Regions from separate parts of the Mus musculus genome. Here region 1 is linked to region 2. Evidence: chromatin contacts called from ENCODE Hi-C or POLR2A ChIA-PET data. All regions are on one chromosome and are shown on one strand. Each heading gives the region's core, a stretch centred on a gene start or an enhancer-like site at or near the end of the contact. The rest is flanking DNA. Distances are from core to core; before and after follow the strand shown. Region 1 holds the start of Stoml3 (stomatin (Epb7.2)-like 3). Region 2 has its middle 9.8 kb from the start of Foxo1.

What was found. Hi-C counts contacts between places; a loop is a spot of excess contacts on that map. ChIA-PET counts read pairs that join two places held with the same protein, here RNA polymerase II (POLR2A).
Region 1: a loop to region 2 is called in a map of heart, with 4 times the contacts of the local background. The contact joins the promoter of Stoml3 here to the enhancer-like site in region 2. A Hi-C loop is called at or near these places in 7 of 37 maps with a recorded cell type or tissue (Patski, heart, left cerebral cortex and 1 more). POLR2A ChIA-PET finds 5 or more read pairs at or near these places in 1 of 5 experiments (Patski).

What each region holds. Positions count from the first base shown.
Region 1 is chr3:53,486,581-53,490,158 of GRCm38, reverse strand. It overlaps Stoml3 (stomatin (Epb7.2)-like 3), which reads right to left and starts at 1,452. Exons shown (of 7, transcript NM_153156.2): 1 at 1,327-1,452. The coding sequence starts at 1,366.
Region 2 is chr3:52,256,660-52,260,323 of GRCm38, reverse strand. No RefSeq gene overlaps it. Among named protein-coding and RNA genes, the nearest start is that of Foxo1, 9.8 kb to the left of the region's middle. Within about 2 kb of position 2,388, at least 1 of the 3 ENCODE cell types and tissues checked has a DNase peak (open chromatin) inside an H3K27ac peak, as active enhancers do; it is heart, where a contact is called at or near this core.

The sequences.
Region 1 (3,578 bases), core at 203-2,702, 1.2 Mb before region 2:
GTCCCAGCGTTTACCATTTTGCTTAGACATTAGCCACACCTTTGCCTCCTGCCTCAGGCTGCCTCTGACTTCCACGGAGTCAGTGATAAGAGGGAGGATGTTCCTTGAAGGAGGAATGTAAAAATATGTAATTATTATTTAAAAAAAGCCTTATGCCCACAGCCACCATGGACACTGGTGGAGTCCCATGTCTGCTGACCCTGTCCCAGTGGCAGGAACCGTGTCATTCTGTCCCTACCAAGGCCATGCCAGACCTAGCAATAAACCATCTCTTACTCCTTTTGAGATGAGAGTTGAATTTTTCATTAACAATGCTGTGAACTTGACTCTTAAAAAAATACTAAAAGAAAGCGAAGAGCATAGTGCTTGCGTGCCTGCAATCCCGGCACTTAGGAGGCGGAGGCAGGAAGCTCAGTGGTAGCCTGAGCTACAAGGAGTTTTCAAATGATGCCTAATGCTTGCAGCCTCTCAGTACTGACATGCCTACTTGCGGAGAAAAGACTGTTTCCCAATTTGGGTAAACTTCTATTTTCTTTTCTGAATTAGCAATACCAGGTTCTTTCTCAGCTTCCAACTTGAAATAGGGTTTTGGCAACAGAAGGTTACAGAGCACAGATTAAATCCCATGCACGAACACACTCAGCAAACACACCCACGGCCCCAAGTCCCTAAGCTCCCCAAGACCCAGCTTTTACCCTTGTAAACTGATAGCGGGGACTTCCCTCATAATTATCAGGTCTGAGATGGTAACAAAAACCGTATAATTTCCAACTCATCTGAGTCATTAAAACTAAGCATAGTACTTGGTACTTACGGACTAAGTCTTACTTTTTTCAACTTCTCTCCATTTATCTGAAATTATGTAGCTTAAGCAGACTTTTCTCTAAATCATAGTGTCGCACTTGAAGAGGAGGGAAGTCAGCCTCCATCATATCTGGGCTATGTAAGGTGAGGCCAGAAGTGCAAAGATAAACACATGCCTCTTTGGTCACAACTGGAATTCTGGGGACAAGTTACAGACCGCCATTCAAAAATCAAATATAACCAGTGGAAATATCGAATGTGAAACAATAGAATTGAAGCCTCCCTTCTCCCTCTCTCAACCTCTCTCTCTGTGACAGGGTCTTGTGACATAGCCCAGGCCAGCCTTGTACTCATAGCAATTCTCCAGACTCAGCCTTCAGAGTACTGTATTACAGGCATACCCAGTTCAAGTGCGTTTGTTTCACTGGGTACACAGTGATGATGTCCCAGCTCTCTAGTGCACCAGTCCTTCTCTGATTAATGTGTGGCTAGGTAGCATTCAGAGAGGAGGAAGGAACCTACCCACTAAATTGTTCTTCTCCAGTTTCTCCGGTGAATCCATCTCATTCTTGAGGTGCCTTTCAAATCTTGCAGGTGCTCCTGGGTCGGGATTCGAGCCTGGCAGCAGGCATCAGCTCAGTGGTGTGTGGAGAGGAAGGCAAAGCAAGAGAGGTTCCCTCTCCTTGGCGTACACCCTGAGGAGTAGTAACCCTGGTGCAAGAAGCCTAGAAACGTAAACAAAGCACCTTCCCTGACATCACACTGTCTTTGTTCAAAGGGAAAAAGGCAAAAGAAGAGAGCCTTCTGCCAGGGGCTGCTTCCTATATGCTATATGGTTCCTGTATCAGTTACTTTCTAAACAACACTGCTACCCCCCTGTGTAACTCATTATCTGATATATATGTCCTCAGGTGTTATACTACAATAATGCAACCTAATGCATCCAACACGTCGCAGTAAGAAAACTTTCAAATGCCATTCTAATCTTGTCATACCCTAAGGTAACTCAACTACTAATTGACAGTCGAGACTAATGTCATAGGTGTCCCACGCAAAGTTTGAAAGTACGGGGGTCAGTCCTTCCCTTATCTGACCCTCCCCTCCCACCATGTATCAATTCCTCTAAGCTTTTAGTTGCTTGTCTTCAGACAGCATCTCATTCTAAAGCTGGCTTTAGACTCCCAGGAATGCTCCTGCCTCAGTACCTCCTGGACTCCTGCCCTCAGTGTTAAGATTTCAGGCACGAGGCACTGATTTCTACCTTCAAAGCTTTGTGCAACCTCTCACCTCAGGACCTTTGCACAGATAAGTGTAAACACAATGCTAGACTCTTGTCTGCCTTTTCTCCTAGACCAGCCAGGTTTAGCCTCCTGTCTCTTTGCTTTAACTAAACGGCTGCTGTGCACAGCCATGCCCATTCCTTCCTGTATCATCTTTCCAAACTTTTGTACCATCCCACTACAGTGGCTGTGAGTGGCTGGGACAGAGCTTACATGAACTGTAGAACTTTCAATATCATATGCTCCTTTAAAGAAACGGCATGCTGGGTGGTGGACTATACTCTACCACACCAGGAGGCTCTGGAGCACCACAGGCCAGAGTTGATGGCTACCTGGTGTCTGTCCAGTGAATAAGTAAGTAACGGGATGATGACAGACAGGCTCTTTGTGAGACGCAGAGCTTCAGCTTCCTGGCTGTGCTGCTCAGTCCGTATTTATTTATCTATTTACTTGTTTATTTATTTTTGCCTATCAGACACAGCTAGGGTCATCTGGGAACAGGGAACACCAGAAAGAGAAAAATGCCTGTCACATTGCCCTGTGGAGGGCAGAGGGCGGGGGTCTAGCCCACTGTGGTGGGTGCTACTCCAGGGCAGGCAGGCGGGCCTGGTTGTATTTGAGAGAAGGCTGAGCAAGCCTCTGAAAGCAAGCCAGAAAGCAGTGCTCCTCTGCGCACCTTATCTCAGTTCCTACCCTCAGTTCTGCCCTGACTTCCTGTGACCTGTGAGCTGTATGCTGAAATTAACCCTTTCCTGCCGAGTTGCTTACAGTCATGGTGTTTATCAAAGTGATGGGAAGCTAAGGAAGGACATGGCCCAGGATACCCCTTTGTCCCCGATTCCTAGACCCAAGTGCCACAGGAAATTTATCCTGACACCGGAAATCCCTCTCCTACGTGGATAGTCTAAGTATTTGCTTCCATCTGTGTAGAAGTACAGAACGGGACAAGCCAACAGCCCTTTGTCCATGTGCGCTCTCTACCTCTTCTTCCCCCACCTATCCAGTTGGTTTCATTCTAGTAGAAACATCTTTAAATGTTTCCCACACCTTGGTTAGTTTCACCAAGTACATGTCTCCTCTGCAAACCCAGCCACAGCTCTTACACAAATAAATGTGGGATTCTAGAATTTCAAGGAAGGCAGCTGGGTCCAGAAAACCAGATTCCAGCAGAAACATAAGCAAGCCCACACTGGTCGGTGCCTGCCTAACCTACGCCTTCCCTCATTCCACCGCTCTGTGAGGAAGCCAAGGCAGGCACACAGGGCCTGAGAACGCAGCCTGGAGCCCACACTGCCAGCACCGGAAGGAACTCTTGCTCGCTCATGTATCAGCCACGTGACCTAGCATTTGACCTCCATCTGTGGAACGGACATAATAGAATTTACCAACAAGTGACCCAAGTGAGACTCATTCAGATGCCGAGTTTAAGTGGAGTCTTGTTGAAGATGATAAGCGATGGCTACCATCCAGTAGGGTGGGAGCTGAGCCCCATTA
Region 2 (3,664 bases), core at 1,139-3,638:
GAAAAGTCTTCTTGCACTGTATCTGGGCAAGGCTTGCATCTATTCCAACCCAACTATGCTGCCTGCTACCTGGCCATGTGCCCCGTCGTCACCTGACATCTTAGTCTTGGTCCTGGCTGCTCCGGCTCTATCCATCCTCCCAAGGGAACCATCTCTGGGGAATCCTGGCAAATCTGGTCAGCATCTGAATACACAGTGCACAAAAACCACCTCCCAACATCTCAGTGTTTGTTTCTGTAGCTAATAGGCTTCTCTTCTGATAAATCATGGCGGACATGGCATTTGGTAAGGCCAAAACTGAGGCTCTGGTCCGAGTCTACTTTAGTTTCTGGAAAGGTTGTTCCTCTGCTTCTGTCTTTTAAAAGGCGAGTCTCCTGCCTTTCCATGACAGAATAATGGGCTGGGGCAGTTACAGCAAACCCAGCAATCCACAGCTTGTAATGTTCCACATCCCCAGAAATTCTCCTACCGGCTTCTTGGTTTGGGGGATAGGGGTCCTGAGGATGGCTGCTTCCCTTGGGGTATCATTGAGCGTTTCCTCCCGTGCGTGAACCACTATCCTACCAGATAGCCTATATCCTACTAGAGACCTCCATTTGGCAGAGCTCAGCAAGCCCTCTGTGTACTTCAAATAGGAGGTGGTTGGCAGCTGCTACCTGTAGAAGATCATCTACACGCTGGAGTGGAAAGGAGCCAGGGTGTGACAGCCCGAATCCGGTTAAGTCGTTTTATGATGTCTCCCCAAAGAGTCTAGGGGAATTTTAAGTCATGTCCAGGTTAGCTGGCTATTCTCATTGGGCACTGGATCAGACTGTTCAAAGGCAAATATGAGCTGGCTCACTGGTACAGGGGGAATGGGGAAGAGAGCATCCTCAAGAGAGCATCCAGGCTGTCTATACAGCTCTGGATGTCTGTGAGGAGGGGACAGAGCAAAGTGTACAGATTTGGAATACAGGAAGGCATAATCTAAGCCAACTGGCATGGGGTGAGGATGTCAGCTTCTAACAGCCTCTGGATATGAGGAGCAATTTTTAGTCTAGTCTTTTGGTTTATGGGATATTGCCGAACCCTTATGGGCATGGCTGTATGGGTGGTACGCTGCCAAGCCTGTTGGATTTGTCCCAGCCCATACCTTAGGAAACTGTCGTTGCAGGTCCTGGAGCAGGATCCCTGGACCTGGATTTGTTTCCGGTGTGGAGTCTGGGAGAGCTAGAAAATGCATTTCAGACAGAGGGGCAGGTAAGCTGGGTTGGTAGCAGGTGCAAAAGAAATTCTAGGTTTTTGAGGAGTAAAGGCAGGTGTGGCGCCTAATTTTTGACAACTATCTCTGCTCAGGAGGAAAAGGGTGATTTGGGACCACGTGGAAGGAGTGAGTATCATACCTGTGGCTCAGGTTAACTGTTCTTATAGGTGTGAGATTATGGTCTGTAATTGGTGCCTGTGGCTCCTTGTACTGGCATTTTTTTTTTAAATTATTTTTTGGTTGCTAACTGGCCCCATTTCTCTGTTTTTTTAGGATCTCTTCCTTGGACCTGAGCAGTTCAAGCCCTGGGGAGCTCAGAGTGAGCTGACTGGACAGCAGCCAGCATACTCTTGGCTTCGCCTCTGCCTTTTAAGTGTCTTGGCATTGTACACGGAGAGCTATGCACTCCTGTAAATCCCTCTAACTTTTTGGAGTGTTTGTTTGTTTGTTTTTGTTTTGTCTGGAGGTGATTGAGTGACAAAGTTGAATTTAATGTCCCAGCATTTTCCGGAGCCAGTGGGTCAATAGAGGTATACAATTTTAAGGGGTTCTCTCTCTCTCTCTCTCTCTCTCTCTCTCTCTCTCTCTCATCGCTTTAGAACCGCCCTTAAGGAACTTCAGAAGTCGTACACAAATTAATGGTTTTTCGAGGGGCACCCCGATTTCCACTTATAAGGTACAGGTGAAAAGTGTCCAGGGTCTGAGAACCTGTGTGCATGCTGGGGTCCCAATCGGGGTGTTTGGGTGAGAAAGTTGCTTCAAAAGACAGTAGCTTTTAGCCACTGTACCGGTGGCTGAGGCCAAAAACCCTTTCTTGCCTCTGTCCTACTAAGTTCCCTACGAGCCAAAGAAAACAGAATCAGAATTGCTGGCAAACATCCCATGTAGGGCGATGGGTGTGAGAGACAGATTGGCACTTATCAGCGGAGGGGGGGTGGGGGGTGGTCTGGATCTTCCAGTTATACAGATCTGAAGCAGAAAACGGAACAGAGATCAGGAAAGGGCGATTCCCTTTCTCTAAATCACTGCCCACCTCCCCCACCCAGAGGGTGTGGTGTTTCCTCTGACTCGACTCTGCTGACGGGACAGGGGCGGCCCAAGGCGAGCGCAGATCCTAGGGACTTTGCCCTAAACAAGCTTAGGCTGGGGTGGACTCCCCACGGTGGAGCCCAGAGCTGACTTGCCAGGGGGAAGCAAGGGGGGAAAAAAAGTTAGCAATGGCGTGCAGATGGTGCCACCTATTGGTAGAATCCGGAAAACTCAGCAGAATTTCGATCCATCAGTCCTTTTGAGGGGGACAAGACAAAACAGAAACACCAGTCAATCAATCAATCAATCAATCAATCAAATAAACATCACTGTGAATCAAACTTGTCCATCACACGGTTAATCATTTACATAACTTGGCTGGCCATTTATTCAAGCAAACCTGTATCTATCATAAGCTAGAACCAGATTCCAGGGTCTCTCACTCTTGGCATCCCAACTTCATGTGCAGGACTGGAAAGAGTTGCCCATTGGAAGTTGTGTTCCTAAACCAAGAAGACCCAAGTTCAGTTCTCAGAACTCAGTGGAGAGAGTTGGCCTCTGACCTCTTCTCACACCCCACCCCTGCAATAATAACATTAAAATTATATTTACTTTTATTTTTTGGAGTCAGGGTCTCTCTAGAAAGCCCTTGCTCTCTGTCTTGGTTAGGGTTTTACTGCTGTGAACAGACACCATGACTAAGGCAACTCTATTAATGACAACATTTAATTGGGGCTGGCTTACAGGTTCAGAGGTTCAGTCCATTATCATCAAGGTGGGAGCATGGCAGCATCCAGGCAGGTATGGTACAGGCAGAGCTGAGAGTTCTACGTCTTCGTCTGAAGGCTGCTAGTGGAAGACTGGCTTCTAGGCAGCTGGAACGAGGGTCTTAAACTCACGTCCACAGTGACACACCTACTCTAATAATGCTACACTGAGTAGTTTGACTCCCTGAGCCAAGCATATACACACTACCACACTCTCCGAGAGTTCACTGGCGGACCAGGCTGGCCTCAAACTTACAGAGCTCCACCTGCTTCTGTCTCATGAGCGCTGGGACTAACAGTGGGCACCACTGTGCCCAGAAACAAAATGAATAGCAGCTGAGAAGGACAACTAATTTCAACCTCAACCACCACGTGCAGAAGTGCCACTGCACACAAGAAATCACACACACACACACACACACCACATACACACACCACACATACACACACACACCACACATACACACACACCACACATACACACATACACACACACACACACACACACACACACACGCACACCACACATACACACACACACACACACACCACACATACACACACACACACACACACACACACACACACACACACGTTGTGATGCAGAAATCATGCAAGTGGCACA